3 separate regions of the Homo sapiens genome follow, and regions 2 and 3 are each linked to region 1. The links are chromatin loops, found by intact Hi-C in ENCODE. Cell type or tissue: heart right ventricle. All regions are shown on one strand. Each heading gives the region's core, and the rest is flanking DNA. Links, peaks and the distances in the headings are about the cores only.

Region 1 (10,511 bases), core at 2,481-10,480:
TCCCAGTACTTTGGGAGGCCGAGGTGGGCAGATCACGAGGTCAGGAGTTCGAGATCGGCCTGGCCAACATGGTGAAACCCCGTTTCTACTAAATACAAAAAAAAATTAGCCGGGCGTGGTGGTGCACGCCTGTAATCCTAGCTACCCAGGAGGTTGAGGCAGGAGAATTGCTTGAACCCAGGAGGCAGAGGTTGCAGTGAGCTGAGATCACGCCACTGCACTCCAGCCTGGGCGAGGGAGTGAGACTCCGTCTCAGAAGAAAAAAAAGAAGAAGAAGAAGACGTGATCGTCATGGCCTTATTCATTCCATAAATTTATCAAGTATCTACCATGTCAAGAGTGGTGGATGTAGTGGTGAACAAGACAGACAAAATCCCAGGCATTGTAATCCATAATTAATTCAACAAATACTTGTTGAGCATCCATTATGTGCCACATATGGTTCTAGGTATTTGAGAAACATCAGTGAACAAAATGGACAAAAATCCCTGCCCTCATGGAACAGAGGAGACAGACATCAAACAAGCATGTTCTTAATTACAATTGTGTGTGTTTAGGGAATCTTTACTGGTCATCTACTATAAGCTAAGCACTGCAGATACAGTGGTGAGCAAGTAATGTGTGATTCTTGATCTTATGGAGCTTACTCTCCAGCTCCCAGAGTTTATGTTTAGTAGGGGAGAGAAGAGGGACACAATCAATTAGAAAACAATACAACTCCCTACCGTAATAGACTGCCAAAAGCTGTGTTACAGACTTTAAGGACGCTAGGAGGAAGTCAGAGGAGGGGGTCACCTGAGAAGAGGTGGGCCTTGGTCTAGCCTCAGGCAAAGGAAATGCCATCAACAAGAGTTCACCTTTAGGTCAGAGGAGGGAGAGGCTAACTGCTAAGAGGTTTCAGGGAAAGATAGAAAACAAAGCTGAATAAATAGGGTAGGGCCAGAAAATCAGATATAGGAGTTTATTTTAAACTCGTGTGTGAGAAAATAGTGAATATATTAAATGTGTGTGTCTGTGTGTTTGAGTATGTGAGAGTGTGTGTGTGTGTGTGTGTGTGTGAGAGAGAGAGAGAGAGAGAGAGAGAGAGAGGAATATGAGAGAGAGAGGGAACAAGCAAAGTAATACATTCTACCAGAGTTTTTTCTTTCTTAGACCCCCCTCACTGGCTCCCTCTTGGCATAGTGTACGGTCTGAGTTCCTTAGCATTGCATACCATGTTCTTCACAAGCAAACCCCACCTATGTCCTTAGCCTAGTTTTAAGCATTCACCCCATGCCTCCTCATTCTGGACACCCTCTGCCTCATGCTCTTCCTTGAGCTTCTTGTTCTTCCTTTCACACCCTGGAGCCTCTGCACAGACGTGTTCACTCTGCTCCATGGTCCCTTCCCTCCTTTCTTGGCTTGTTGGAACTCTACCCACCCTTGCTGCTAGGAACCTTCCCCCAGCCCATCCCAGCCCAAGATGGTTAACTTTGCCTTCCTTTTCTCTCACAGCACTTTGTACATATCTCAATTTTAGGACTTTTCACACTTATTGGCATTGTTCTTTACTTATCTCTGACTCCTACTAGACTATGAGTGCTTATAAGGGCAAGAACCTTATCCTAGTCTTCTTCATATCCCCAGCCATCCAACACAAAGCCTAGCACATGCCAGGGTGAAGATGCTGCGTAAGGCCTCAATCCCACTGAAAGCTGGAAGCAGTGGGACAGAAGGGTTCCAGAGAGAGGTTAAAGAAGAAAGTGAAGGGGGAGAATATGGAAATCATAGGGAGATCAAAGTAAGGGGATATGTCAGAAGAGAGAGACAGCATTCTTGCAAAGCATTGGGATTAATAATATAAAGAGCTCACCCAAAACAAGTGAGGTTAATTATAATAACCCCAATGTTTCTGCAGCACATACTCAGTGTGTAAAACACAACGTTAGATACTGTGAGGCTACAAAGTAAAATAAAACACCTCTCTTTATGGTTTGGTTGGGAGGATAAGACAAAGGTGGATAAGGAGACTGACAGCATCCAGGCATACTCAATTTCTTAAGTTTCTTAAAGTTCAGTACCATTTTCAACTTTAAGACTTTTAATATGAAGCCCCTCAGCAGTAAATAAGGTATTGTTTTACGAAATATTAGATATGGAAACTGACTTCCCTAGTTGAGATCTCAGGAAAGCTCAACAAGGCTAGACTAGAAACAACTTTCTTAGAAAATGGACATAGAATTGTCAATTTTAATACCATTTAAAAGTATTTATGGCTGGGCGCGGAGGCTCACGCCTGTAATCCCAGCACTTTGGGAGGCCGAGGCAGGCGAATCACAAGGTCAGGAGATCGAGACCATCCTGTCTAACACGGTGAAACCCCGTCTCTACTAAAAATACAAAAAATTAGCCGGGCGTGGTATCGGGCACCTGTAGTCCCAGCTACTCGGGAAGCTGAGACCAGAGAATGGCATGAACCCGGGAGGTGGAGCTTGCAGTGAGCCGAGATGGCACCACTGCACTCCAGCCTGGGCGACAGAGCGAGACTCCGTCTCAAAAAAAAAAAAAGTATTTATCATGTCTATGTGTCCCAAACTGTATATTATGAGCTTTTTTGAAGAAGGCAAGATCAGGGATGGAAAGGGAGGAAAGGTTTCACAGAGCATCTGAAAGGAGTGGATGGAAAACAAGGGCATAAAAATAGACAAAGAATAGAATTTCAGAGAAGGAGAATGGGAATGCACAAGAGACAATAGAAATAAAGAGATATTCCATTAACGAAATGGATTTTTAAAACTGTACATATGAATTAACTGTTTAAATAATGAGGTATCTGATGGCTGTAACATAAAATATGAGATATTAAGAAAATAAGTAGGATGCGCCTTTAAATTCTATGATAGGCACTTAGCCAAAGGTAATTGAAGGGATGCTAGAAAAGGGATTAGAAAATGAAAATGGTAAAGTTATTATGTGAATAAGAGATAAGATGTACACTCAGCGATACAGTTTATTATTATTATTATTGTTGTTGTTATTATTTTAGTGGTTCCTGAGAGAGAGAGGAATGTCCCAAGACATTATCTAGGTACTCAATTTAATTTTTTCTGTTTTATTATAGTGTGATACTGGGATGGCTTAGACATTTAATTTTTTATTTAATTTCAACAATCAATCCTGAGTAATTACTATGTGGTTGCTCCCAGAGACCAGTTATGACCTCAATGAGCAATCAGCTCAACAGGGATTGGCCGAGCAGAAAATGAACTCATCAATTGGGCATTATGTCCTAGGGTACTGAGGAGAGTATAAAAGGGGGCATAGGGGCCCTGCCACACTAGCTCTTCAGTAGTTTCTGAACATCTAGACGGTAGGATGTAGAATAGGTAAGTAGAAATGCAAAGCAGATATTGCAGTAATTGACTAAAGGGCTGGGTTAATGGGAGTGAGTGTGTAGTTAAGACAGTTATGGTGTTAGAGAAAGAGGTGAGGAAGGAGGGACTTTTTACTGAGTTGGGATTGAACTGGATATTCAGTAGAAGCAGAAAGTATGAGTGAAGTTGAGGGTGGGCAGGGACTAGGGAATAGGACTTGTTTAATTGGGGGGTTGATCATACTGACCTGGTACAGAGCAGAAAATTCACATTGGAAAAGCAGTAGGAAATCAGTTGAGATTGTATTGGGATGAGGGGCTTGGTAGGGATGGAGGGAGGCTGGAGGTGGCACAAGGGAGGTCTGACTTAACAGTGAGCCCTTGTTTATGTCATTTCCCTTGCCTGATGTCTAGCAATGAAAAACATTTACACCTAATCTTGAAGGTTACAGGAAATTAATTGGGAAGGGGGGCTACTAAATGTTCCATGTAAAACAAGCAGTAACAATACTTAAAGTATTTTCCTTTTTTCCTACATTGTTGGCATCAAATTGTGTTTCTGTGCTCAGAAAGAGGGAGAAATTAAGAGGTTGAACAAGAAAAAGTACTGAACTCTCTGCCTTACCACTCTGGGGCAGGTAGGGTTACTTCCTAGGTGGCTGGGCTATTGGAGTGAAGGCAAAAGCCAAACTCAACCAAAAAACCCCAAGTGCAAGGCAGAATTGGGGCAATCATTGAGGTTCTTAAGCTTCAGAGGCTCCGAGGAGTCCTTGTTTTAGGTTAAATGTCTGTGCAACAGCAGTCTTTACTCAGGTTACTCTGCGCAGAGGCAGCTGTACGTACAACAGCAGCTATGTTTCATCACAAAGTGGGCCCCATTTCTGATGAAAGACACAGAAGTTGCCCAGGTTTAGTCCTAGGCAGCTTACTTGGTCTCTTTCAACCTGTTTCTTCATCTGTAAAATGAAGGTGCTAGGTGTGTCAACCTCATAATAGGGTTCTTGTGATGTGTGCATACGAGGTAATGTGTATCAAGCTCTTAGCAATAGTGGTTGGTATACAGTCAATACTTATTATCACAGTCATTATTAATACTTTAAAGAATACATTTATCTAGTGGCCTAGGGAAATACTTCTTAAATTGCCTTAAACGGGATTAGATGCCCCTTTGGTCTGGGTTTGTACCCAAACCCAGGCCTAGGTTTGAACTAAATTGAATTTCTCGGTTTGGTGGCATTGTGGGGGTGGGGAGATGGAAGTGGGTGTAGCAGAGTAGGAGGCAATGGTGCAAGGTGTTGTAGCCATAGGAATATGAATTTCCATGTCAGCATTTGGTTTAATTTGGCACCGAGTGTTATTCAAACAAAGCAGCGTTGTGAGTGGTAGAGGAAGGGAGAGGAGGAAAGTCAACACATTCTTGGAAATAAGATGTGGCTTTTGCTTTGCTATTTTGTTTTTTCTTCAGCTACAGACATATTTCTTTGCTCTTGGGCTCACACTGTAAATCCCTTTCAGTACATATCTAAGTTTCAGAGAAACTTCTCTTTAAGATGACAAGAAGTTATCAAGACTTCCCTTGATCCTTGTTTTTAGTATAAGAACCCTTCAGTTGGGGTCATTTAGCCTAGGGAGAAATCTTTGCATATACTTAGACACCCCCCTCCACCATGTTGAATATTTGGTATTTCCTAACGACTTTACCTCAAAGTGTTTGAAGGTGTATGTAGATGTATCGTTTATCCATTCTCTCCATGTATTTGTGTATTAGGCCTTTCAAATTTTAGTAAAAATTTTAGTATAAAGCCTGGCAATGCAATAATTAATTTTCCAACAGTTGCTGCCTTGCACCTCAGACGTCTGGCAAGATGTTATAGGAACTGGTCCTAGGTCAATATTCGAAGCACAGGGAAGCTCTGTGTGACCAAGTCAATGGAACTTTCCTGTGTTCTGGTCCTGAGGTGTATGTTTAAAGCAACGTTTCAAGCAGAAAAGTTTGAGTATTCATCTCTCCTCCACAAATGCAGGTCTTTTTGCAATGGCAATAGAGTAAATAGCCACTTGTGATATTAAGCTTGTGTCAATGATGAAGGGTTGGATTGCATAGGGAACTGATACAGCCTTCTAACCCCGTTCCTCTAGAGATAACACAAACTCACTTAACACTCAGTCTCTGCCTTCAAAGAGCTGACGCTTTAGTTGAGAAATCAGACCTTAACGCACCTCCTGTGTTGTAACAACATAGACCAATATATTCACAATATATAACATTAGGTTTTAATCTCTCTGTAATCAGCTGGGTTTTGATGGGAAAAACCAGGTGGCTGGAATGTACAGTGCCTTTCTGTTTTAACATTTAAGAGGAGGTCACACTCACCAGGGATTTTTCCATTGCACTCTCTCTTTTTAAAAGTTTACAGCGAATAGCTGAACTTACATTTCACTATTATGTAAAAATACTTTCCCTCAACTTTCCAATTACTTAGGGGATAAAAAAGGAGAGGAATACTGGGGTTTTGCAAAGTCCTGCAGGTAAATTCTAAAGTCATTATTATCTTTAATACCTAGCTTAGAAATTCTTTCAACAAGTGGTGATTATTTTCCTCCATTCACATCTCCCCTTCCTAACCCATAAAACAATGTTCACAAATTGAAAAGCACACAAGTGAGAAAAAAATCAGCCTAATTCCACCAGAGGTAAATTTCACTGTTCCTTTCAGTTTTTGTCTAAGCACACGTGACTGTATGTATTGCTTTGCAATCCGCTTTCTTTTTGCAAATATATTTCTTGTGGGTATTTTCCCATGTATTTTCTTAGGTCGCTTTTAACCTCTTCATTCTTTTCCTTCTCTCTAGGGCACCAGGGGCCAGGGAGGCCCAATCTCAGAGCGCTGCGGGCTCTGCTGGTGATAGAAACAATATGGTGAAGTTATAAGGAGAGGGGAGGGGTGGGGGGCGGGAAAGATTCCTTAGGATAGAAAAAAAACAATGAAGAAAGCTCCACTTGAAGACCTATGAAATTTCCGACACTAGAACCTTTGTATATAGTTTTCGGTAACCTTCGGCAGGGGGCGCTCTGAAATTGTTGCCACTTTCCGGACAGCCTCCCATACTTTACCCTCTACAAAATTGTACAGTGTTTCCGGCCCTTCTCAGTTGTGGACGCTCGTAAGTTTTCGGCAGTTTCCGGGGAGACTCGGGGACTCCGCGTCTCGCTCTCTGTGTTCCAATCGCCCGGTGCGGTGGTGCAGGGTCTCGGGCTAGTCATGGCGTCCCCGTCTCGGAGACTGCAGACTAAACCAGTCATTACTTGTTTCAAGAGCGTTCTGCTAATCTACACTTTTATTTTCTGGGTGAGAGACGAAGGCGCCTGGGGCCGGCAGGGGATCCCGGGCTTTTAGTTGTGGGGGGTGTGACCCTGAGCGGCGGGAGCTCAGGTCGGGAACGGTGTGGGGTTTGGGCGGCCATCGCGCCTGGGACCCCGACGCCGGCGACCAGTGACTGGGCCCCGAACAAAGAGCTCAGGCATCTCGCCGGCGCTGGGGTCGGAGTGCGGGACGAAGGCAGCCGAGAGGCTGAGCTGGGACCCAGACGTACCAGCGTTCGAGTTCGATACGGGAGGCGAGGTGGGGCCTTAAGCCCCCAGAGCACGCAGACGGTGACCCTGGACCTTTGCAAAGGCAAGCAAGGCTTGCCCGGCCCCTTTGAGGGCTCACTTGCATAATAGTGTCTTTCTTTTCACTGCTTCGTAAGAGAGGAGTGTTTCGCAGGTAAGTATGGTATGCCTCCACTCCCGCCAGTCTATCCTTGGGCTTGCTTTTGTGTACCAGTCCTTTGTACCCTGTGCCCATCCCTACCTGGAGAGGACGGGGGAAGTTTCTGGAACTCATAAAATCACGTTTTTTTTTTCCCCTTCAAGGTTTTCTTCCTAAGGTTGGAGTAAGATAGTTAAGGAAGTTTTGATCCCTAGGGCAAATATGCCATGGGCTTGTGTTTACACACAAAAAGATGAATTTTAAGAATTTTGATAAGATACCTGGTCCACAGCCTGCTCTTGTGTGCAGATCCCCCCCTAACCCCTTCTACTCTTCCCCCTTGTCTGCCGTATCCCAGCATATTACACCTATTGTGCCTTAAATACCTCATGCGTTGTGATTTGAAGATGCTGCTGTACACAGTGCGTAACTGTTTGTATTCTCTGAATTCCCACATAGATCACTGGCGTTATCCTTCTTGCAGTTGGCATTTGGGGCAAGGTGAGCCTGGAGAATTACTTTTCTCTTTTAAATGAGAAGGCCACCAATGTCCCCTTCGTGCTCATTGCTACTGGTACCGTCATTATTCTTTTGGGCACCTTTGGTTGTTTTGCTACCTGCCGAGCTTCTGCATGGATGCTAAAACTGGTGAGTCCTTGTTTTCATTAGAATTGATTCTTGGTTTTAGAAAAGTTTTGTATGTTATAGAATTCCTTTGTTGGAACTGGCCATGGCCCTTTACAATTTTTCCTGTTCCTTATGGAAACTTATCAAGTAACAGTTCAGCTGCCAGTTTCCACTTTCAAAATAGACATGTTGTTATTTTCCCTGCCCTTTTCAATGAAAACATGATGAACTAATTGAGAAGACGACCATTATTTTTTCTTTGACTCCCTTTGCAGTTGTGCTATATCTTATTTATGCTGACTTGGACTTTCTTTCTTATCCTGCAGTATGCAATGTTTCTGACTCTCGTTTTTTTGGTCGAACTGGTCGCTGCCATCGTAGGATTTGTTTTCAGACATGAGGTAAGCCTGAATTAGGGAAGCTTAGCATGTTACATTTATCCTCTGAGAGATAAAAATGGATTTATTAAAGTAGAAGAGTCAGACCTCTGTATTTAAACCTGTAGCTGACAATAATGGCCTTCTTGTAAAAATTCTGGTCCACTTCTAATTTAAAAGAAAATTTAGAAAATTGTAAAGACTGATAGTCACCAGAAGAAAATTACTTACTTATATTCCCTGTCGTTTTTCTGTGTATAAATACCTATTAAAACGGAGATAGTACAATTTATAACTTTGCTGATAGGAAAATATTCAAAGCACAAAATTGATAACCTTCTTATGCCTTGCATTTTGAAAAGATTGGATATACTTAATGCAAATCATCAGAAGTTTAATATTGGGCCGGGCGCGTTGGCTCACGCCTGTAATCCCAGCACTTTGGGAGGCCGAGGCAGGTGGATCACGAGGTCAGGGGATCGAGACCACCCTGGCTAACACGGTGAAACTGTCTCTACTAAAAATACAAAAAAAAACAAAAAATTAGCCGGGCGTGGTGGTAGGTGCCTGTAGTCCCAGCTGCTCGGGAGGCTGAGGCAGGAGAATGGCATGAACCCGGGAGATGGAGCTTGCAGTGAGCCGAGATCGCGCCACTGCACTGCAGCCTGGGCAGCAGAGCGAGACTCCATCTCAAAAAAAAAAAGCTTAATACTGAATTAGAAAACAGGTAAACTTGGGGTTGTTCAAATAACATTCGGTGAGTAGCAAAGGCTCATTAATGAGAGTTCTCATAAAGTGGTAGCACAGCCTCCCAAAGTAAGGTTTTGTAGCTTACAAATTCCATAGGCATCGAATTTGAACTCAGTTTAAAGTGGAGAAAAATTAGCAGGGTGCAGAATACAGCAATACTGCATTGCCACTCAGATAAATACATATTCCCACAGCACTTTGAACTTGTAGTGGTTCTCATCATATATTTTAATGTTTTGCTTAGTAGTCCCCTCAGCTAACCTATACCCCTTAGAGGACAGGACTGTACCATGGAAGTTAATTACTATACATGTTGCTGCTGTCAAAGATATGACCATTGGTCAGATTCGAGAACTTATTTGACCTGAAACCAAAAACTTTCTAGAGGATTTTCTTACTGACATTGTGTTTCTTTGCTATAGATTAAGAACAGCTTTAAGAATAATTATGAGAAGGCTTTGAAGCAGTATAACTCTACAGGAGATTATAGAAGCCATGCAGTAGACAAGATCCAAAATACGGTAAGTGGTAACCACCACCTAGAGGGGAACACATTCCCTGTTGCCTCAGAGAAAAGAGCAGAGTCTGGCTACTAGATGTTATCCACCTGTAGGGGAAAGAAGTGTGACGTGTTTCATTTTCCTCACATGTGCACCTGTTCTCTTCCTTCCCCACTTACATCATAGTCCAGGTACAGTTAGTACCAACTATAGCAGGAAAGTAAGGCCAATACAAAACTGTCATGCATGGTGCTAATCAGGGACCCAGTGCTCATCTCTTGAATCAATTGAGGAGAGAGATCATTGAGATTAGTAAATGTTTTGAGCACAAATTGCAATAGAGGATATTAGGTTAAATGTTTGACTACAAAGTTGTAATATAAACTGTAAATGCTTTTGTTGGGTTTTTCAGTTGCATTGTTGTGGTGTCACCGATTATAGAGATTGGACAGATACTAATTATTACTCAGAAAAAGGATTTCCTAAGAGTTGCTGTAAACTTGAAGATTGTACTCCACAGAGAGATGCAGACAAAGTAAACAATGAAGTAAGGTGCCTTTTAAAATTTTCTATTTGGCAATATTTGAAGACTTAACTGAATGCAAAATTGACCCAGTTTTTAATTTTTTTTTTGAGATAGAGTCTTGCTCTGTCGCCCAGGCTGGAGTGCAGTGGCGCGTTCTCGGCTCACTGCAAGCTCCGCCTTCCAGGTTCACGCCATTCTCCTGCCTCAGCCTCTCGAGTAGCTGGAACTACAGGTGCCCACCACCACGCCTGGCTAATTTTTTGTATTTTTTAGTAGAGACGGGGTTTCACTGTGTTAGCCAGGATGGTCTCAATCTCCTGACCTTGTGATCCACCTGACTTGGCCTCCCAAAGTGCTGGGATTACAGGCGTGAGCCACTGCACCTGGCCAGTTTTTAATTTTTAAATATAAGCTGAAATAGATAGGGCGGGTAAGAATTGAGTTCAGACGGCCAGCAAGTAACACTTTTTTGTTTATTTATTATTTAGTATTTTTTTTTAAAGACAGTGTCTCTCTCTGTCACCCAGTCTGAAGTACAGTGTTGTGATCATAGCTCACTGGAGCCTTGAACTCCTGGGTTCAAGTGAAGTAACACTTTTAAATATATAATCCAGAAGGTGGAAATAA
Region 2 (11,040 bases), core at 1,193-9,192, 120 kb after region 1:
TCTGGGTCAGAGGCAAAGGATTTCATTACTCATTGCACAGCAAACAGCAGGAGCTTTGTGTTCATGTCAGCACCCCTTGCCCTTCCCCTCTAACTCCCACAGGGTGATGCAGAGGGGGCTAGATAGAGGCTGTGAACACAGTGGCATCACAGCCCAGGGATCCTGAACGTAGGGAACCAAATCTTTTAAAACTGGCTGCATATAAATATGCTCAACATTTACTCTAAAAGGAAACATTATCTTTATTATTCTGGATGTCTTGACCACCTCCTGTTTAACCCATTGATAAAGGCGGATTCCTGCTCCAGGGTTACGAAGATGACCAAACACTTAACACTCAACACTGGACAGGTAAGGTCCACCACAGTTCGTTAGTCATATATACTCACAGCCTAGTGGAGAAGGACACCACATGACATGCAGGGCCACATGGGATGACATGTGGGAATAGAGTTAACAGCCAGAGGCTTTAGAAGGTAAGCTTTGTAGTATCAAGAGGATAAGGTGCCCCCCAGTTCTCGTGGGGGATGTGATTGACTTGTTTCAATAATTCTGAAAGATAGCAGGAAACTGAAACCAATCACTCAGGGATAAGCAAAAACTGTGTGTCTTATCCCCTCAATACGGAAGATTGTTTGGCTAGGGGACCTTATCTACAGGAGCAGAGTGGGAGGGAAACTTATATTTTACTGAACAATAAGCAAATTTGCCCTTTGTCCTAGAGAGAGACACTATCTCATCTTTCATGGCTCTTTGCTATACAAAAATCTTTGAAAATAATCATTGTCTCTGCTTGCAAGCGATACAGAAATGTGTGAGACCCATAGATAATTATTTCCCAAGACAATGTCAATATTATTGAAGAACAGATATATTTTGATTATGACAGTAATAAGACTAGGGTCACAACAAATGAAAACATATCTGATCAGTCTGAGCCAATAATTTCGACAGTTCCTTATATGGTGGATGAGATCAAACTATAAAAATGGGCCTTTTCAATTGCATAAAAACCTAGGGTCCACTTGCTGGGGAAGGCACAACGAAGTCTCTGTATTCTGAGTATTTGATCATCAGGAGGTATCTTTAACCACTCCAGGTATGGCATGATAATCCTAACTTTATAGTTAGGTAAATAAAATCTTAACCTTGGGAAAAGATAAGAATAAGAAAAACCAATCAGAAATGGAATAAAAAATAGAATAAACATAAGAATTAGCTCTTTACAGAAATGTTCTTCTTAATGAAACGTGACAACCCAACATGACAACCTCCATCAAATTTCCACTCCTACCCTAAATACTACCTCTTTTGGGAAGTCTTTCTCATTTCCCTGGCTGAAATTAATCTCCTCATCTTCTGTGAATCCAAATGATTGTGTTTGTAACATCTGTTGTAACAGCTATCATATTCTTTTGTACTATAATGCTTTTCTTATATCCTCTATGAGATATGGTTTCTGTCTCCAAGTAGCTTACCATCTTGTCAATGAATTAATTTTTAATTAATTTTTGCTTTATTTTTGTGCCACTCATAGTTCTCTGCAGGAAGTAGATGCTCACTAAATGCATATTGATCATAATTGGACAAAATAAATGGAAATAACAATACCCTATATGTCTACAGAACTTTAAAAACTTGTTATAGCTCCACTGTAACAAGGATTTTATTTGATGCTTCTAACATTCTTGTAAACAAATTTTCACTGGATAGATGAAAAATCTGAGACACAGAGAATATGGGTGACTTTCTCTAAGTAATACATCTTGTTGGGGGTGTAAACTGGTACAGATTATATGTAAATTAATTTTGACATGTATGTATACATACAAACACACACGTTTCTTTCCTTCTTTCCTCTTGTTCTTTCTCTCATTTTCTCTCTCTCATCTATATATCTAAAGAATCTTAAAAACACTCTTACTCTTGACTGAATGGGTGCATTGATTGGAATCTATCTTAAGAAAGTAACTTGAAATACAGCAGGTTTGTGGAAGGATGCTCATCACAGTGTTACTTACCAGAGTGAAAGTCTGTAAGTAGCTTAAAATGCCCCCGAAGAGGAAAGTAGTTAAATACATATGGTACGTACATGCAATAAAATATTTTATTTTTGATGATTTAATCCATTTATTTTCAGTCTTTTTCTCTTCATTAATATAGCTTAAAGATAACAAGATGTGATGCTGGCATAGTATAGAGATATAGATCAATGAAATAAAATTGAAAGTGCTGAAATATGCTTTAATATTTATGATCAATTGATTTTTTACAAAGGGACCATGACAATTCACTGAACACAGAATAGCATTTTCAACAGATAGTGCTGAGACAATGGATACCCATATACAAAAGAGTAAATTTGAAACCCCATAGTACACCATACACAAAAATTAACTCAAAAGGGATCATAGACCTACATGTAAGATGTAAAAGTATAGAACTCTTACAAGGAGACATAGGAGTAAATTTTTTGTGACCTTGGGTTAAGCAGCATTTTCTTAGATATGATACGAATAACAGCAGCCATTAAAAAAAAAAAGATAACTGAATTTCATTAAAGTTACAATTTTTGTCTTTTAAATGATATTGAAAAGGTGAAAAGATAGCTCCCAGACTGGGAGAAAATATTTGTAAAGTCATATATAAGACTTGGAACTGGTATCCAGAACATGTAAAGAACTCAGTAATAAAAAGACAACTCAATTTTTAAAAACAAAAACAGGCAAAGGTTTGAATAGACGTTTTTCTCCAAAGAAGATATACAAATGGCCAATAGCATGTGAAAAGATGCTCAATATCATTAGTCATTAAGAAAATGAAAATCAAAATCATAAAGTGATACCACTTCATACATACTAGAATGGCAATAATAAATGATAGATAACAACAAGTGCTGGTGAGAATGTGGAGAAATTGTGACCCTCATACATTGCTGGTATGTATGTAAAATGGTGCAGTCTCTGTGGAAAACAGTTTGACAGTTTCTCCAAAAGTTAAACCTAGTATAAACATATGACCTAGCAATTCCACTCCTAGTTATCAAAAAAGTAAAACATGTTCACACAAAAACTCGCAGCATTATCCATAATGGCTGATAAATGAAAAGAAGCCAAAATGTCCATCAACTGATGAATGGGTAAATAAAATGTGTTATATCCACACAATGGAATATCATTCATTCATAAAAAATTAAATTACGGATACATACTACATGGATGAAACTTGAAAATACTGTTAAATGAAAGAAATCACAAGACTGCATATGGTATGATCTCATGTATATGAAATTTCTACAATGGCAAATCCATACAGATGAAAAGTAGTCTAGTGGTAGTCTAGGGCTGAAGATGGGGATGGGAGGATGGGAGAGGACTTTCTTTGCGATGATGAAAATGTTTTAAAATTAGATCATGGTGATGGTTGCACAGCTCCGTAAATATACTAATAACCATGGAATTGTTCACTTTAAATGGATGAACTTTATGGTGTGTAAATTATATTATTAAAGCCATTAAAATAGCATCATACAATGCATGTTTTCTATAAATGGTTTTATTCAATCATCAATTTATTGTTAATATATTTCATGCTAATAAATATTTCTACAATATTTAAAAATCTTTGTTTTCTACTCATTACAGAAGCAATGCATGTTTATTGGAAAAACCTCAAGGAATATAGAAATATGTAACAGAAAAATCATAGTTTTCTTTCTTTTTTTTTTTTTTTTTTTGAGACAGAGTCTTGTTCTGTCGCCTAGGCTGGAGTGCAGTGTCACGATCTTGGCTCACTGCAAGCTCTGCCTCCCGGGTTCACGCCATTCTCCTGCCTCAGCCTCCCGAGTAGCTGGGACTACAGGAGCCCACCACCACGCCTGGCTAATTTTTTGTATTTTTTAGTAGAGACGGGGTTTCACCGTGTTAGCCAGGATGGTCTCGATCTCCTGACCTCGTGATCTGCCCACCTTGGCCTGTCAAAGTGCTGGGATTACAGGCGTGAGCCACCCATCCGAGCCCATAGTTTTCTTGTAATTTTATTATTCAACAATATGCTTAGTGGCTGCTTAGTATTATGTTGTATGGTTGTGCGATAATCTACTTAGTTAATTTCATATTATTTTTATTTAGCAATAGATTGGAAACAATCTGTAATAAATCACAGTTATGAACATCTTTGTGCATGTATTGTGGTGCAATGGCCCAATTATATTGTTAGAATGAATTCCTACAAACATATTTGCTAAAGTGTATGTATATTTTTAAGGTTTTCAAAATTATGCACTGCAAATTTTATCCAAAAAAAAATACTAATTTGTATTCTAATCAGTAGTATTTGTCTGTTTCCTCTCATTTTTTCCAACCATGGTTATTATTTCTTTTTTAAAAACATTTTTTGTCAGTTTGATAGATAAAAATGGTGTCATTTTAGCTTGAAATTATCTTTTATTACTAGTTAAATACTTTTTTCATAAACTTTTGGCCATTTGTATTCATTTATGAATTGCTCTTTAAGCCTTTTGCTCATTTTTAAAATGGAAGTTTCATCTTTTCTTCAAGATTACATTGAACAAAATAATAGAATAATATTCAGCCAATAAAAATGTTTTATGGAAAGTTTTTAATGCTTATTTTCAATGTTAAGTGAAAAAACAGGATAGAAAATTGTATTTATCATACCAGCTCAACTGTATAAAATAGATTATGCTTTGGGAAAGACTAAAAAAATGTTTTTCGAGTAATCATCTTTAGATAGTAGGTTTAGATGGTTTTTATGTTCTTTAAACTTTGTATTTCCCCTGTTTTCTACAACGGACATGTGTTATTTTTATAATTAAGCAAATTTTTTTTTCTTTCAAATCACAGAGTTGATTTTTGGCTAAACCAGGGCCAGACTCATTGCCCTGCTCCACCCTCTCTACCTTAGGCCTCTAGAAAAGTGTTGTCAGAGGTAGAAGAAGAATCAATGGTAGGAAAGGAAAGTAAAGAATTTCAAGAAGGAGGTGTCGTAGGAGGATGTACTTATTCCCGAGATGCATGTTGAGGAACTTAAGGTTCAAGTATAATAATATCTGCAACTTAGGAAACGTATGCTGAAGTATCTAGAGTGCCATGATATCTGGAAAGAGAGAGGGGAAGTTGGAAAGGGAGGGAGAGGGAGCAAGGGAGAATGAAAGAAGGATGGAGGAAGTATGGTAACAGGTTAAATAGTCAATCTAAGTGAAAGTATGTGGCTGCTCTTTGTGGTATTCTTTCAATTTTTTGTAGGTTTGAAACATTTCAAAATAAAGAAGTTGGGAAAATTGCGAGGAAAAAAAGGAGAAAGTTAATTACCTCGCAAATGTTTCAGAGAAATGAATTAGGATGAGCCCTAAGAAGAGGCAGTTGGGTTTAGCTAGTAGGAAATCACTGGGGAGGTTAATGAAATAATAATTTTAGAAGGGTTGGGTAGGGAAGATGGCAAAGGGTTGGAAAGTGAGTGCGATATGAGATAGTGGAGTCAGTCAATGGTGTCAACCAAGAATTTGAGCAATAGGGAAAAGGGAGTCAGGAAATTGGCCTAAGAGGCAACAAAATGTTGGAAAAGTTTTTAATATTGTTATTAATTTTCAACTAATTATAGATTCATATTAATATTAAATTAATATTTGACCTTTCTCCCCCTCCACACATGTCTTTCCTGATATATAAAATGATGAATTAGAAAAATCAATGAAAAGAATAGGAGAATAAAATGCACAATGCTACCATCTAGAGTATTCACTGAGAATTACACCCAGTGTTTGACAATGCAGGTGACTTGCTTTGGGCCTCTGAGTTTGTGTGTGTTCGTGTGTTTGTTTCTTTGTGTAAGCCATGTAGGGGAGTGAGAAATATTTTGGGAGAAGCCCAGTGTTTGGGGACCAATATTTTGATCCCTGAATAAAACATTTCAAATTTTGATGAAGTCCTAAAATTTGATTTTAAGCTAGGTGAGACATTTTAACAATCTTTAACCTCAACAGTGCTTTGGCAATGAACTGAAACATTTTGGAAGAAGAGACAGTTCTAGGATCACCCTAAGTACAAGCATTAAGAGGGTTATTATGTTTAGCTGGGAGAATGGGAAATTCCACCTGAAGTTTCTTTTTAGCTTCAAAAAACGTCAATCTTTTCAGCTAGCTTGAAGCCAAGTGTTAACCGGATAATGGTGAAGGTGCATATAGAAATGCACTCTGGGGGGATGGTAGGCAGAGTAATTTAGGGTAGGCAGGAGCTGGATTTTGAGGTGTATGTAGTTGAAGATGGGGTGGACAGGAAAAGTTGCAGGTGGACAGAATATTGAGTACGAAGGCAGAAAAGCACAGGGCACGTTTGGAGAACAGGGATCAGTTCTGTTGTGGCTAGAATAGGAGAAAGAAAGGGAGAGAAGGTGAGGAAGTGGATTGGCATATGGATATGCCTCTCTTCTCTTCCCCCAGCAAGAAGATTCAGTTCTTGAAAATAGGGGGCTTCATCTTTTGTCTCTCTAAGGGCCTAACCCTTGGCTGGGTACACAGTAGAAGTTTAATAAATGTTGGTTGATCAGACCATCAGCTAATACCATTGTGCACTTCTATCTCCTAAGAGTTTGGCTGTCAGACTAGGAATAGGGGTAGATGCTGGGATTTAGCTACTGGAGACATGGCTCTGGTGCTTGAAATCAGGCAAGTGCAACTCCCAGCTAACATCCAGAGCAGCACATCTCAGATCACCTGGGCACCTTGTTAACACGCAGATTCTGATTTATGTCTGGAATGGGGGCTGTGATTCTGCATTTCTAATGACCTCCCAGGTGATGCTTATATTACTAGTCTGGGGATCACACATTAGCAAGAATTTAAAGGGCCTCCAACCCCTACTCCTTGAGCTTTGAAGACTCCAGACTCCTAAATGATTGGGCACAAGTAATGATTCTTCACTTAGTACAGCTGATGAAAAAGCTCAAATCAAATATATTACCTTGTGAAGATTTCCTGCCTCCAGAATTGTTGAGATACACTACGCTGTTGGCATCCTATTTGTGCCAACTTTTTATTACCTTTCCCAGGTAAGTACGGGTCTATCATACCTACACAGTGTAATCTAGTATTTTGTTTTTATTCTCCAAATATGGACTTATCTGGACATTCCTTCTGTCTAAATTCCATGCCCATTTTCCCTTAAATAATTACAAGGCTGTGTTTTTCAGGCCAATAGCTCACACAAGGGGTTGTCAAACTGTAGTCTCTGCTATTCTGAAAATGATTCTTGTTATATAAAGAAATATGGCTGTAACAACATAAGTTGTGCTTTTTGGTGTTTGTTAACTTTTATTTATTTCATTATTTTTCTCATCCTTTGTTCAGGCTAAGCCGTGTAATTTTAATATTGATTATTGCCGTTGTGAGGGTCAGAATTGGTAGGAATGGTCTTCATTATGAAAATGAAAGTGATGGTAAAGAGTTGCATAAATTAATTGGTTTCTGGTTAATTATACAACTACACATTTCAGCTAGGTGAAGGCAAGAAAGGTCAGGGTGCTGACTGAATACACTATTATAGTCTTACCAAGAAGGATACTCGTCTTTAAGATGAGATTAGACTTTTTTCCCTCAAGACATATTATGAGAAACATAGGTCTAACAATGAGATGGTCACATAGTCTGGAGTTGGAGGCAAAAAGAGGCTGCCTCTTCAACCCTCCACCAGAACCCTGGCCTTTTCTCTTCTTTCAGTGTTTGGATCATTCATCTGTTCAGATTCTCAGTATAACTTTGCACGGCCCCTTATCTGCCTAACTTTAGACACTGGGAATAGCAAGGATCTGGCCAGCAACCTCTGACAACTGGGGATACATTCTCATGTGTGGCTGAGGGAAGATAGTTCCTGCTGATACATACATACATGTATATGTACATGTATATGTATATATTCAAATAATTAACATAAGAAAAAATGAGAAAATTTTCCTTTTGCATTTAAATCCATTTTTCTTTCAAGGGCTAAAGCAATTGTCACACTTTCTTCTCTCCCCAAGGGGTGTGGGATGCCCTAATCACTAGCATGACAACATAAAACCACACGAGTTTTCTGTTAGGAGGGATTGAGCTCTTTACAAGAACCTTTGTGCTCAATGGCCTAGAGAGCTTTCCCTATAAGCTCAAGTCTAGAAGACATCAAATAAAACAAAGGCCTTATGATTCCTGGCTATTTTTCAAATGTAGTTCTTTTTGATCTTAGTGAGGATTCTAAGCAAATGTTAGTCCTCCTTCCTTCCTTTTTTCTTTCTTTGCTTCCAGATATACATGTTTAAAAATTACAAAAGAGCTATTACGTTGTGAAGAAATTTCAGTGTTACAGAAGTGAGGATCCACCATGCCATTAATCTTACTCCCCAGAGGTAACTATTATTGATAGATTGGAATAACTTCAGAATTTTCATATGCATATCAAAAATGTATATATTCAGACATATATAAATTAGTTTTGGCTTATAAACATTGAATAATATTTTATAGGCTCTTCTGTACTTTTCATTGGTCAATATCATGGATGCTTTTCCATGTAAATACATATAGGTTTCTCTCATTCTATGACCCCATAGTATTCCATTGTCTTAATCTATGTAACCATTCTCTCATTAACAGAAATTTCACTTATTCCAGTTTTTATACACATTATGCTACAACAGATATGTTTGTACAACAGAAGCTTTTGTGTAGCATAAATTTTCTAGAAATGAAAATCTTGAGTCAACATGTCTGCACATTTCAATGTTAGAATTTATCAAATTTTCTTTTAAAAAGGCTGTACCAACTTAAACTCCAAAGAACAAATCAATGTATAAGAAAGTCTGTTTCCTAGAACCCTTACCTATACTGGGTATTTCAGTGCTTTAATTTTTGCCAGTTTGAATAATGGTATTTTGGCATTCTTTTAATATATATTTCATTCATAATTGTTGAGTCTGAGCATCTTTGCTGTATGTTTGATGGCCATTTACATTCTTTCTTTTGAAGAATCTACTTCCATGAGGAATCAAAGTGAGCAAACAAGCCAGCTTTTGAGATAGAGCTCTGGTAATGAGAATTTGTCACCTCTGTTGCCTCAGAAAAATCAAAAGGCAAGTGTTTCTATTTATTAGAAATGCAAATGTGTTTCTTTAAATGGTAAAAACTAAAAGTAGAATGCACTATGCAGATACATAGACTGGCCTCATAGTATATTTTTGAGATACTAAGGCAATCAAACAGAGGAAAACATGAGGAATAAGATTGCTGGTGAAGCTAGTAGTGTATTTTTTCTTTTTTTTTGAGATGGAGTCTTGCTCTGTTGCCAGGCTGGAGTGCAGTGGCATGATCTTGGCTCACTGCAACCTCCGCCTCCTGGGTTCAAGTGATTCTCCTGCCTCAGCCTTCAGAGTAGCTGGGACTAGAGGTGCATGCCACCACGCTCAGCTAATTTTTTGTATTTTTAGTAAAGACGGGGTTTCACCATGTTGGCCAGGATGGTCTCTATATGTTGACTTAGTGATCCACCCACCTCAGCCTCCCAAAGTGCTGAGATTACAGGCGTGAGCCACCGTGCCCGGTCTGATAGTGTAATTTTTTTACCATCCATCCATTCGTTCATTATTGGACAAATATTCAACAAATCTTTTTGAGTACTCACAATCTGCTAATCACTGGGTATCTGATGATGAACAAAGATCGTGTTCTCTAAATTAAGACTGAATGGGTTTAAATTTTATTTCCATCTCTTACAGCTGTGTGATCTCGTGCATGTTGCTTAACGTTTTTGTGCTGCAGTTTCCTCATATGTACATGGTATAACAATAGCATGTACTTCATAGAGTTGTTGAAAGGATCAAATGACATAAGGCAAGTAAAGTTCTGTGCACAGAGTAAGCATCATCTAATAAGAGTGATATTTACAATTCCTGATAAAGGAGTTGCTGTTTCCCTCCCCAAAATGAACTCTGAAGAAACTGTAGAAGCTGGAGAGAAACATAGATTCTAGAAACAGCAGTATCAGCAGCAAAAGCAATAGCACTGTGAGAAACCTCTGGGGATACTTCATGCTGCCTTGACCTGGTGTGTGTAGAAAGTTGGGTGACTGTCGCTTGGTGCAGAGGATCCAGAGGCAGCAGTGATAAGATAGGACAGAGGAAAACTTTCTGAACTCTATTCCTGCTTCTCCTCATTCCTGCCTCTCATTCCTGTGTGGCCTTGAAATGATTACTGCTTGCTTCAATCACTGCAATAATCAATTGCAGTAGTCCAGAATGCCTGTGTAGGTGGGCCACCCCAAAGTCCTGCTGGGGTAAGGAGTTGATGAGCATGGGGATAGATAACCAACTACTCTGGCGTTGATTCCTTCACCCCACCCGTACTCCTAGGTCTGATGAATTGCTTGACCAGAGGAGTGACTGACCAGAGGAATTGCTTCATAAGGTGCCAGGAAATAGGACTAACAGTGGTTCTGTGATGTCTGGAACTCTTTATTAGGACTAGACTAGGGCATGGCCATTAGTCCTTTTACAATATACGTTATTAGGCCGGGCGCGTTGGCTCACGCCTGTAATCCCAGCACTTCGGGAGGCCGAGGTGGGCGGATCACGAGGTCAGGAGATCAAGACCATCCTGGCTAACACAGTGAAACACCGTCTCTACTAAAAATACAAAAAAAATTAGCCGGGCATGGTGGTGGGCACCCGTAGTCCCAGCTACTCCGGAAGCTGAGGCAGGAGAATGGCGTAAACCCGGGAGGCGGAGCTTGCAGTGAGCCGAGATCGCGCCACTGCACTCCAGCCTGGGCGACAGAGCGAGACTCTGTCTCAAAAAAAAAAAAAAAAAAATATATATATACACACACACACACACACACACACACACACACACACACACACAAAATTAGATACAGTAGCTTATACCCTGCATCCTGTTTCCCATATTGTCAATATCTTACATTAGTATGGTACATTTGTTACAAATGTGAAAGGAAAATACAAACTTGGGACCCCAATTCACTAAGCCAAAAG
Region 3 (11,040 bases), core at 1,649-9,648, 190 kb after region 1:
GTGCTCCCATGGCCTTGGGCAGCTCTGCCCCTGTGGCTTTGCAACGTACAGCCCTCTATGCCTCACGCCCAACCCATTGCTTTCATGGGCTCGTGTTGTGTCTGCATCTTTTCCAGGTGCACAGTGCAAGCTCTTCATGGATCTACCATTCTGGGTTCTCGAGGATGGTGGCCTGTTTCTCACAGATCCACTAGCCAGTGCCCCAGTGGGGACTCTGTGTGGGGGCTCCAACCCCACATTTCCCTTCTGCTCTGCCCTAGCAGAGGTTCTCCATGATGGCTCCACCCCTGCAGCAAACTTCTGCTTAGACATCCAGGTGTTTCCATATGTATTAGTCTGTTCTCACACTGCTTGCACCTTCTGAAGCAATGGCCCGTGCTGTACCTTGGCCCCTTTTAGCTACAGCTGGAGCTGGAGTGGCTGGCTGGGATACAGGACACCAAGTCTCTGGGCTGCACAAAGCAGCGGGGCCCTGAGCCCAGCCCACAAACCATTTTTCCCTCCTAGCCTCCCAGCCTGTGATGGGAGGGGCTGCTGTGAAGGTCTCTGACATGCTCTGGAGACATTTTCCCCATTGTCTTGGTGATTAACATTTGGCTCCCCATTGCTTATGCAAATTTCTGCAGCTGGCTTGAATTTCTCCCCAGAAAATGGGTTTTTCTTTTCTGTCACATTGTCAGGCTGCAAATTTCCCAAACTTTTATGTTCTGCTTCCCTTTTAAACATAAGTTCCAATTTTAGATCATCTCTCTCAAGTTCAAAGTTCCACCAATCTCTAGGGCAGTGGCAAATGCCGCCAGTCTCTTTGCTAAAGCATAACAAGAGTGACCTTTGCTCCAGTTCCCAGTAAGTTCCTTATCTCCATCTGAGACCACCTCAGCCTGGGCTTCATTGTCCACATCCCTATCAGCACTTTCGACAAGTTTCTAGGAAGTCCCAAACTTTCCCATATCTTCCCATCTTCTTCTGAGCCCTCCAAACTGTTTCAACCTCTGCCCATTACCCAGTTTCAAAGTCACCTCCACATGAGGTTATCTTTATAGCAGTACCCCACTCCCTAGGTACCAATTTAGGTGTAGAAGTCTCCCACTATTATTATGTGGTTATCTAAGTCTCTCATAAGTCTCTAAGAATTTGCTTTATCAATCTGGGTGCTCCTGTGTTGGATGCATATATTTAGGATTGCTAGGTCTTCTTATTGAATTGAAACTTTTACTATGATATAATCCTCCTTTGTCTTTTTTTGGTCTTTGTTGGTTTAAAGTCTGTTTTGTCTGAAATGAGAATAGCAACCCCTGCCTTTTTTTGTTTCCTGTTTGCTTGGAAATTTTTCTCCATCTCTTTACTTTGAGTCTATGGGTGTCATTGCATGTGAGATGGGTCTTTTAAAGAGAGCATACCATTGGGCATTGCTTCTTTATCTAACTTGCCACTCTGTGCCTTTTAATTGGGGCATTTAGCTCATTTACATTCAATGTTAGTATTGATATGTGCAGTCTGATCCTGTCATTATGTTGGTAGCTCATTATTATGCAGACTTGTTTGTGTGGCTGCTTTAGTGTCACTGTTCTATGTACTTAAGTGTGTTTTTGTAGTGGCCAGTAACAGTCTTTCCTTTCCATGTTTAACACTCCCTTAAGTGCTTCTTGTAAGGCATGTCTGGTGGTAATAAATTCCCTTAACATTTGCTTGTCTGAAAAGCATCTTATTCCTCCTTCACTTATGAAGCTTAGTCAGATTAGATATGAAATTCTTGATTGGAATTTATTTTCTTTAAGAATGCTGAAAATACACCCACAATCTCTTCTGGTTTGCAGGGTTTATGCTGACAGGTTTGCTGTTAGCCTGATGGGGTTCCCTTTGTAGGTGACCTATCCCTTATCTCTTGCTGCCTTCAACTTATTTTCTTTAATTTTGATCTTGGAGAATCTGATTGCTATGTGTTTCGGGGATGGTCTTCTAGTATTTTGCAAGGGTTCTCTGCATTTCCTGAATTTGAATGTTGGCCTCTCTAGTGAGGCTGGGAAAATTTTCATGCATTATATCCTGAAATATGTTTTCCATGTTGCCTGTTTTCTCTCCCTCTCTTTCAGGGATGCCAATGAGTCATAGATTTGGTGTCTTTACATTATTCCATATTTATCAGAGGTTTTGTTCATTCTTCTTTATTGTTTGTATTTTATTTTTGCCTGACTGAGTTGTTTTGGAGAGCCAGTCTTCAAGTTCTGAGACTCTTTCCTCAGTTTGGTCAATTCTGCTGTTGATACTTGTGATTGCATTTTGAAATTATTCTAGTGTGTTTTTTAGCTCTGTCAGACAAGTTTGTTTTTTTCTTATAATGGTCATTTGCTTTATCCTCTGCTGTGTTGTTTCACTCTAATCCTTAGATTTCTTGGATTGGGTTTCCACTATCTCCTGTATGTCGATCATCTTTGTTCCTGTCCATATTCTGAATTCTATTTCTGACTTTTCAGTCATTTCAGCCTAGTTAAGAACCATTGCTGGGAAATTCGTATTGCCATTTGGAGGTAAGAAGGCACTCTGGCTTTTCAAGTTGCCAGACTTTTTTTTGCTGTTTCTTTCTCATTTGCGTGGGCTGATGTTCCTTCAGTCTTTGAAGTTGCCATCTTTTGAATGGATTTTTTTTTTCTGTTTTCTTCTTTGATACCCTTGAGGGTTTGATTATGGCATAAGGTGGGTTCAGTTGACTAGCTACGATTCTAGTCCACTCCTCCATCTTGGAGGAGCCCCCTCTGATTACTGTCTCTGTGCCTGTGTTTCTTTTTTGGGGTGTTCTGGTCCACGGGGCTCCCCACAGGGGCCACAATTGGCAGACAAGCCTTATTTTTGCCAAGTAGGCCTTAATATGCTGTCTGTGTGCTTCCTGGGAAGAGACAGGGTTGTGCCTGCCCACAGAGTTCAGGTGGAAGCAGGTCCACTAGGTTGGAAGATCTAGTGGGTTTGGCCTGTTTAGCTATGAGAGGTGGGGGTGGGTGGAGTGTCTGCCCTGCTGTCTGGGTGTTTCCATGGCTGTAGCCCTCGGCAAATTCAGGCAGAAATAGGGCCACTGGGCTGGAAACCCCAGCAGGCATAGCTCCCCTGGCTACAGGCAGGGGACGCCTGCCCTGCCAAATGGGAGTTTCCTAGGAAAACAGGAAGCTGCACCCTCCAGCTGAGTTCACACAGAAGCGAGACTGCTGGCCTGCAAGCTCTAGGAGGCATTTCCTGCCTGGCTAGCAGCAGCAGGGGTAAGGTCACCTACCCTGGTGTCTGGGTGCTTCCTGGGACAACAGGCAACTGTGAGCACTGGCTGAGTTCACATTGTAGGAGGACTACGGTGCCTGAGTGCATGTGGGGCCATGTGCTCTGTGTTCTGGGTATTTCCCTGGACAACAGGAAGCTGTACACTTTCGCTGAATTCACACAGAAGCAGGACCACTGAGCTAGAAGCTCTAGCAGGCATTGCCCTCCTGGTTCCCAGTGGTGGGGGCAGGTGGCGTTGTACGTTCTGCTGTCCAGTTGTTTCCTGGGACAACTGGAAGCTGCCCACTCTGGCTGAGTTCACACAGAAGCCAGGCCACTGTGCGGGAAGCTCTAGCAAGTGTTGCCCGTCTGGCTGCCAATGGCGGAGTTGGGTGGAGTGGCCGGCCAAGTTCAAACAAAAGTGGGACCACTGGCCTGGAAGCTGGTACTGAGCCCTGTCTCGCAAGGGGGGTGGTGAAGTAATGTTACTGCTCCCAGGCATGGCAACGGTGGCCTCTACTGGTGCTATGGCACCAGCGCTTGTTTACTCTGAGGCCTAAGGCTTGTAGAGGTCCCTTTGGACTGGAGAGTTGCCCCTGCAAAACATCCAGGTGGCTCTCTGCCTCAGTCTAGAAGCAGGGTGCGGGGGTGGTTCAGGGGAACCAGTGGTATTATCCTGTTCCCAGTCTTGCACAGGTCCCTGTGGGGAATGTGAATCCCCCTGGGGGATCTCACTCACTGACCCTTTCCTATGTTGGAGAGGTTCTCCCAGCTCCACACTGAGTCTAGGCAACGTGGGGCCCAGCTTCGTTCCTCTCTGCTCTCTGTGTTCCCCTGCTGCCTTGATGAATCCCAACATGGTTTCTCAGATGATCAGGCTGTAGGGACAGTATTCACTAGCCTTTTGTTTTCTATCCGTGAGAGTGGCACACATGAGCTGCTTCTAGTCCATCATCTTGGCCCAGCTCCACCTAATATTCTTTTAAAAAGTTGAATGCAGGAAAATATGAAGAAGGAAGGAAAGAGGTTAACACTCTTCAAGCAGTTGTTATACTCCAGGTGCTTTTCTTCATGAGTTACTTGCACTACTTCATTGAATCCTCACTTCAAACTTGGCAAGTAAGTAGCATTATTTTCCCACTGTACAGATGAGGACACTGAGATACTTGTCCCAAGTGATGTAGAGATGAAACTGAACCCTGGCACTGAGCCCAAGCTCTTTCCACTCAAGAACATTGACTCTAAGTTCTGGATCATAAAAAAGGGCCATGTCTGTTTTTATCTACAATTTTACTCTCAGCCCGTAGCAAATAGTGGGCACTCAAAAATTAATTGATGGATTTGAACAAATAGTGAATGTATAAATGCTTTTAAGAGCAACAGAAAGGTAAATTCCAACCAAACCTTAGGGAAGACTCTAGGAAGGCGGTTGAGGCTGCCATTCTGAAGTAGGATGCAGTCTGGACCACAGTGGACAATCTGAACCTACGGGAACTGATTGGAGGATGGCTTTGGGCTGTTATGGTGCCAATCATAAGCCACCTTGGGTTCTCGTGGCTGGAAGTTACAATTATGTTTCTAAATTAAAAGGGAAACTATAAGTATATGAAATACATTCTCATTTAAAAAAATACCCAAAGATGATAAAGTAAAAATTATCTTTGAACTACCTTCCACCACTAATCTGATATGCATCCCCTCAGAAATTTGTATATGAATTTAACTATATATATGTCTATATCTATATCTATATCTATCTTGCTTGGTTTTGTGGTTTTTTACATAAATAATATCCTCCTGTATGCTTTGTTTTACAGCCTACTTTCTTCACGCGACAATATATGTTATAGCTCTTTCTACGTTAGTATGAACCGATCTATCTCCTTTTAAATGATTGAACAGTATTCTATATTTTATTGTTTGGGCAAGCCAATTGATGTAAATGGTCCCCTTTTATGCCTTCTCCTTTCTTCTCACCTTCTGTCCCTTTGTCCTTCCATTTCTGTCATTCTTTCTTTTGACATTACAAACAGTACTACAGCAAGAATACTTATAAATGCCTCTTTCTGCTGATGTGCAAGAATTTCTATGGATAGAGACTTGAAAGTAGAACTGCTCAGCTGGAGAATATGCTCATGTAAAATTTAGTAGATAACTGCCAAGTTATGTAATTAGAGTTTATAAAAGCAGAGGCACAAAATTAGTGCTCTCTAAACTCATTGGTCTCTCTGTTTTTGAATTGTTTTGCCTATTTCAGTATTCTTTTTCCTTAGCTTCTCTGCGAGGTCACTTTTCAAAAATTTTAGTCTATCTCAGAAAAGCTAAGGAGAAAATTTCCTCTGGTTACACTAATTTCTATAAATTTAGGAGGACACCAAGAGTGTCCCTAGTGGCCACATGGCAGTAATGCAACCCTGGCTGCCTGGGCTCAGCTGGGGCAAGGGATCCAGAGAGTTAAGAGTGGGATTCATTCTGGGAGGAGTCAGGATGGCCGCAGTATTCGTCCTTTCCAGTTTATAACGTGCCTATATACACTTTTCTTTCCTTTGGGGTCTTGGAGAACCCTTCATCGTGGGTAATCCTTTATCCTCTCCCCACCCCAAATCAAGAAAAAGAGAAGCCATGTATTTTACAGAGAAATGAGACATTCTGAAGAGCTAGTGCCATCTACAGTCGTAAAAACTGCCCACAAGCTTTCTTGAGAATTTCTCCACAGGTCTCTATGCTCTTTCACTTGCTGCCATTTGCCTGCTTTTCCTAAAACCTTGTCAGTCAAAACAATAGTAATAATAAATGAATAATACATGATTTGTAATTCAGTGATATTTTCTTGTGTTTTTAACTACTCCTGCAGCAATTTTAATTTTTAATATTTTTTCTTTGCATATGTTTGACTCTATTAGCATATCACAATTTGTATATCCTTTGGAGTTTGCAAAGCACTTTCACATCCAACATATTATTTACTACCTGTAGCAACCACTACTGTCCTTGATTTTATAGGAAATGGTTCAGGGAAGTTAAGTTACTAGTTTAAAGTCACACAACCTATAACTGACAACAACTGAAGTCTACTTGGATCTATTTTCTTTGGCCATTATATTACAATATACCGTACTCTGTGTTTATGAATTAATTAGAATTTTTGTCTGTGAATATAAATATGATTTTAGTTATCTTTTCTTGAACCTCTGAAGATAGGGAAACTAAATTTGAATTTCAAGTTCCCAAGCCTTATAAACAAACTTCTCATAAATAAGATAAGCTAAAGATGAAGAGTATCTGATAGCTTTGTACTTGATTTTGAAGGGGATACTTTTTGGGTGTGACTGAGAAGACAGAGCTACTCTTCAGTAGGACATTGCGCCCATTCCCTCCCCTCCTGTCAGTATACAAATTGTGCTGTTGGTCACCATTGCAGCTGCCATTTGTTGAGCCTGGCTCTGTGAGCAGTTGTTGCCTGGCCCCGTTTTTCAAGAGGAGGCTTTGCCCCACTTGGTGGGGCTGGTGCCTGTGTATTTTTCTTGCCACTCAGAGTAATATCAAACTGAAGTTAAACTCTAGTGCAGCTCTGAAGTCTTCTCCAGCTTTGTAATATATTTATGTAATATTTATTGAGTGTCTGCTAGGTGCTAGGTAGTGTAATAAGTCTTTTACACATATTAACTCATGTAATCTTCACATTAGCCCTGTGAAGTAGGGATTATTATTATTAAATCCATTTTGCAGAGGAAGAAACCGAAGCTCAGAGATGTTAAGTAACTTGCTGACATTCATGGAGCTAGTGTGTAGCAGAATTAGGACATGATTCCAAGCCTGTTTTGATTTCTAAGTTTGTGCTTCCAATCATTTTAAGTCTTTCAAAAAGCTTTTCCTCATCCTCCCTGCCGCCATTTCAATAACTTCTAAAAGAACACCCAAGATATAGCACCAAATCAGAAATGGAATAGTAATAATGATGCTTTGGCTTAAATGCTTTGAATGCTGTCTCTTTAGCAATGGACAAATGGCCTTCGAGCATGGATTGGAATAGGAACTTTGGAGTCCCCCGACACTTAGATTTAGATCTCAGCTCTACCTCTTCTTTATCTGTTAGTTTCTTTATCTATAAATTGAATATAATAATAGCTACCCCAATAGGGTGATTGTGAAATATAAATGGGTTAATACATGTAAAGCACTTAGAACTGTCCCTGGTCCATAGATAGAGCTATGTGACAAGATTCTGTTATGAAGCTATAAGATAAATTTAGATACTGTGTTGTTTCCTTGCCTCAGAGGGTGAAGAGGAGGCTTATCTAGGTCAAAGGGAGCACTGGAATGGCAATACTGTTAGGAAAAAACTGTTACTCACTTGTGCCCGTTGAAGCAACATCGGAGTAGTATTTGCAGTTATCTCTTGTCACTGCTGGACTTGGGCAGATTTATTAACTGATCAAGTTTGCATTGTGGTAGTATCCCCTTCATCTACCCTCCTCAGACACTTTGTACAGTTGTTTTCTCTTCCACTCCCTGTGCCTCTCCCACACCTATGCCTGTGGAAGGAGCCAAATACCCTTCACTCTGACTGAGGTGTCTATGACTCATGAAACTTCCTTTATGTAGTTGCTTGTATTTGAACTGAACACTAGATGTTTAGCCTATACTCATGGTAGGATTTCAGGCATTAATCAGTGGACATGTCTTAGTCAGCTTAAGTTGCAGTAACAAAATACCATAGATTGGGTGGCTTAAATAATGTAAATTTATTTACTCACAGCTCTGGAGGTTGGAAAGTCCAAGATCAAAGTGCTAGCCAATTTGGTTCTTGGTGAGGGCTCTCTTCTTGGCTTGCAGACGGTGGCCGTTTTGCTATGACTTCACTTGGCAGACAGAGATAGCCCTGGTGTCTCTTCCTCTGAGGGCCATTCCCTCATTAACTCATCTAAACCTAATTATCTCTCAAAAACTCCATCTCTAAATATCATCACATGGGGAGCGGGGGTTAGGGAATCAATGTATGGATTTTGGGGAGACACAATTCAGTACATAGCAGATCACAAAACGACTATTTGAACCTCAGGGCCTTTAGGTGCCCCTAAAACCATAACAAAATGTAAGAAAGCCAAGTCCCCCTGTACTCCAGGCCTATACACAGTTCAGAAATGAGCATGTTCTACGGAGCTCCCAAGGGCTCTTCCTTCTTGGGTGGTAAGAAGGACAGATTCTCCCCCTAAATCATAGTTGTGGTTCCAAAGTTAGGTTTTGGAAACAGTCTAATCCACATTATCAGGCGGTTAAGAGAATGGGATCCCATTTGACTTGGTAATGGTTTTCTTTTTTTAACTTTTCAGTGAAAATTTTCCTTTCATTGTAATTAGACTTAGTGATTCGAATCTCTAGAGTTTGCTCTTTAAGTACCAGCAAGTGTTAAAGTGCCCAGGACTATGAAAAAAGCTTCAGCTTGAGTTGTTGGTGTAAAGGGAAGGTTTAGGCAAGCCTGCAGCCTCTAAGGCTATTGATTTAGAACAGGCATTAGGTGCCCAGAGAGACTTGGGAGAAAAGGTGTTATAGACACCATTAATAGATCCATGGGGAGACTGAATTATTTCTCTAATAACGTGGTCCATTTATTTTTAAGATCATTTATGGGTTCCTTATATCTTCCAGTCTGTGCACCAAAGAAAGGAAAAGGAATGTTTATGTCCTTTTTCCTCTTTGGATTTTGGAAAACCTTGCCCTGATGAAGACATAAAGACTCCAGAGAAGTACAATAGTACCGTGAGGGTGGAGATGCTTTTTAAAGGATAAGTGCATATGATAGACAAATACTTAATATCATGATATTATTAATATATAAAGAGCTCTTACAGATTAATAAGAAAGACACAAACATCATAACAGACAAAAAGACAAAGGAAGTAAACCATTTACACACACACAAGACAAAGAAATAAAAATGTCCAATAGACACTATTTAAAATAACAATGAAATCATGTGCTTCATTAATGCCTAACACATTATATTGACAAGGATTAAAAAATTAAAAACAGTCCAGGTGCTGTGGCTCACGCCTGTAATCCTAGCATTTTGGGAGGCCAAGGCAGGTGGATTACCTGAGGTCAGGAGTTCGAGATCAGCCTGGCCAACATGGTGAAACCCCATCTCTACTAAAAATACAAAAAAATTAGCCGGGCGTGGTGGTGGGCACCTGTAATCCCAGGTAATTGGGAGGCTGAGGCAGGAGAGTTGCTTGAACCCGGGAGGTGGAGGTTGCCGTGAGCCGAGATCACGCCATTGCATTCCAGCCCGGGCAACAAGAGCGAAACTCAGTCTCAAAAAAAAAAAAAAAAAAAAAAATTAAAAACAAATGACCATAGCCAGTGTTGGCCTGGTTAAGACAGAAACAGACACTCAAATACAGTTCTAGTGGAGGTATTAATTGGTGTAGACTTTCTGAAAGGCAATTTGAGAATACATACCAAAAGCTTTAATATGTGCATATCTTTTGACCCAGCATTTGCACTGTTAGGTATTTATCCTAAGAAAATAATTACGGATGTGTGAAAAGATTTAGCTACACAAACAATTGAAGCAGCAAAAATTGGAAGCAACTAAATACCCTCAGATTGGAAACTGGTTAAATAAATTATGGTATAGGCATAGAATAGAAAATTATGTAGCCATTAAAAATCATGTTTTGAAATGAGAAAATGTTCATGATGTCATAATATTAAAGTAAGAAAGTAAGATACCAAGCGGTGTATACAAAATATAATCTCAATTTCACATACAAAAGTATATTAAAAGACTAGAAGAAGATACACTTAAATGTTAACAATGATTATGTCTGGGTGGTAGGATGACAGATAATCTTTACTTTCTTCTTTTCAGGATTTTATGTCTTTCCCAAATTTCATACAGTGAGTATGTGCTACTTTTATAATTAAAAAAAAAAAAACAACAGCAACACAGAAACTATAAAAAAGACATTTAAGCTTGTTTCTGAAAGCTAATCTTTGATTTAATTTTTTCTCTTCAAATTTAAATGCAGACATTTCCTTTAGGAAATGAGGAAAAACATTTAACTGTCTTGTGGGAGAAATTGATAAAGAAAAAGTTTTTCTGGGGTGTGTAGGGAATACCCCAAGATAAAAGTACTCCCGTGGACCATATATATTCCAGACTGACCCTTCTTTCAAAGGCTTCATGTTACCTTTTTTTCAGAAACTGCTTTATGGAGGTATAATTCACATACCACAAAATTTACTCATTTAAAGTGTACAAGTCAATGTATTTTAGTATATTAACAGGGCTGTGCGGCCATCACCACTATCTAATTCTAGAATATTTTTATCACTCTAAAAAGAAAATTTGTACTCATTAGCAATCACTTCCCATTCTCCACTTCCCACCCTCTCACCAGCTCCTGGCTATGAATTTGCTTATTCTGAACTTTTCATATAAATGGAATCACACAATACGTAAGCTTTCACTTAGCATAATATTTTCAAGGTTCATCCATGTTTCAACATCAATCAGTACTTCATTCCTTTTTATGGCTGAGTAATATTTCACTGTATGTATAATGAAGTTGTGTGTATGTATAAACTATACTTACTTTATCCACTCATTAGTTGACGGACATTTCAGTTGTTTTCACTTTCTGGCTTTTAGGAATAATGCTGGCATGAACATTTGTGTACAACTTTTTGCCTGCAAATTTATTTTCATTTCTCTTGCATATATACCTAGGAGTGAAATTGCTGGGTTACATGACAACTGTACAATTAACCTTTTGTGGAAATGTCAGGTTG

What was found. Peaks named below come from ENCODE experiments on the same cell type or tissue, not always from the same donor. Only the 100,000 strongest peaks of a DNase experiment are listed, where the experiment ranks them.
Region 2: it touches region 1 in a loop (2.7-fold over the local background); 23 of 110 quality-filtered maps call a loop at or near these places.
Region 3: it touches region 1 in a loop (4-fold over the local background); 4 of 110 quality-filtered maps call a loop at or near these places.

What each region holds. Positions count from the first base shown.
Region 1 is chrX:100,632,799-100,643,309 of GRCh38, reverse strand. TSPAN6 (tetraspanin 6) reads left to right here and starts at 6,504. Exons shown (of 8, transcript NM_003270.4): 1 at 6,504-6,702; 2 at 7,564-7,752; 3 at 8,058-8,132; 4 at 9,281-9,379; 5 at 9,771-9,905. The coding sequence starts at 6,616. RefSeq lists enhancers at 6,309-6,924, 6,925-7,540. In heart right ventricle, for the core only: a CTCF peak has its summit at 6,418 (motif pointing right); DNase peaks (open chromatin) are centred at 6,509 and 6,925; H3K4me3 peaks cover 1,404 bases; H3K27ac peaks cover 1,464 bases.
Region 2 is chrX:100,507,382-100,518,421 of GRCh38, reverse strand. No RefSeq gene overlaps it. Among named protein-coding and RNA genes, the nearest start is that of TNMD, 72 kb to the left of the region's middle. In heart right ventricle, for the core only: a CTCF peak has its summit at 5,749; no DNase peak of the experiment used is centred there.
Region 3 is chrX:100,442,603-100,453,642 of GRCh38, reverse strand. No RefSeq gene overlaps it. Among named protein-coding and RNA genes, the nearest start is that of PCDH19, 38 kb to the right of the region's middle. In heart right ventricle, for the core only: CTCF peaks have their summits at 3,107 and 5,649; DNase peaks (open chromatin) are centred at 3,202 and 5,672; H3K4me3 peaks cover 337 bases; H3K27ac peaks cover 1,202 bases.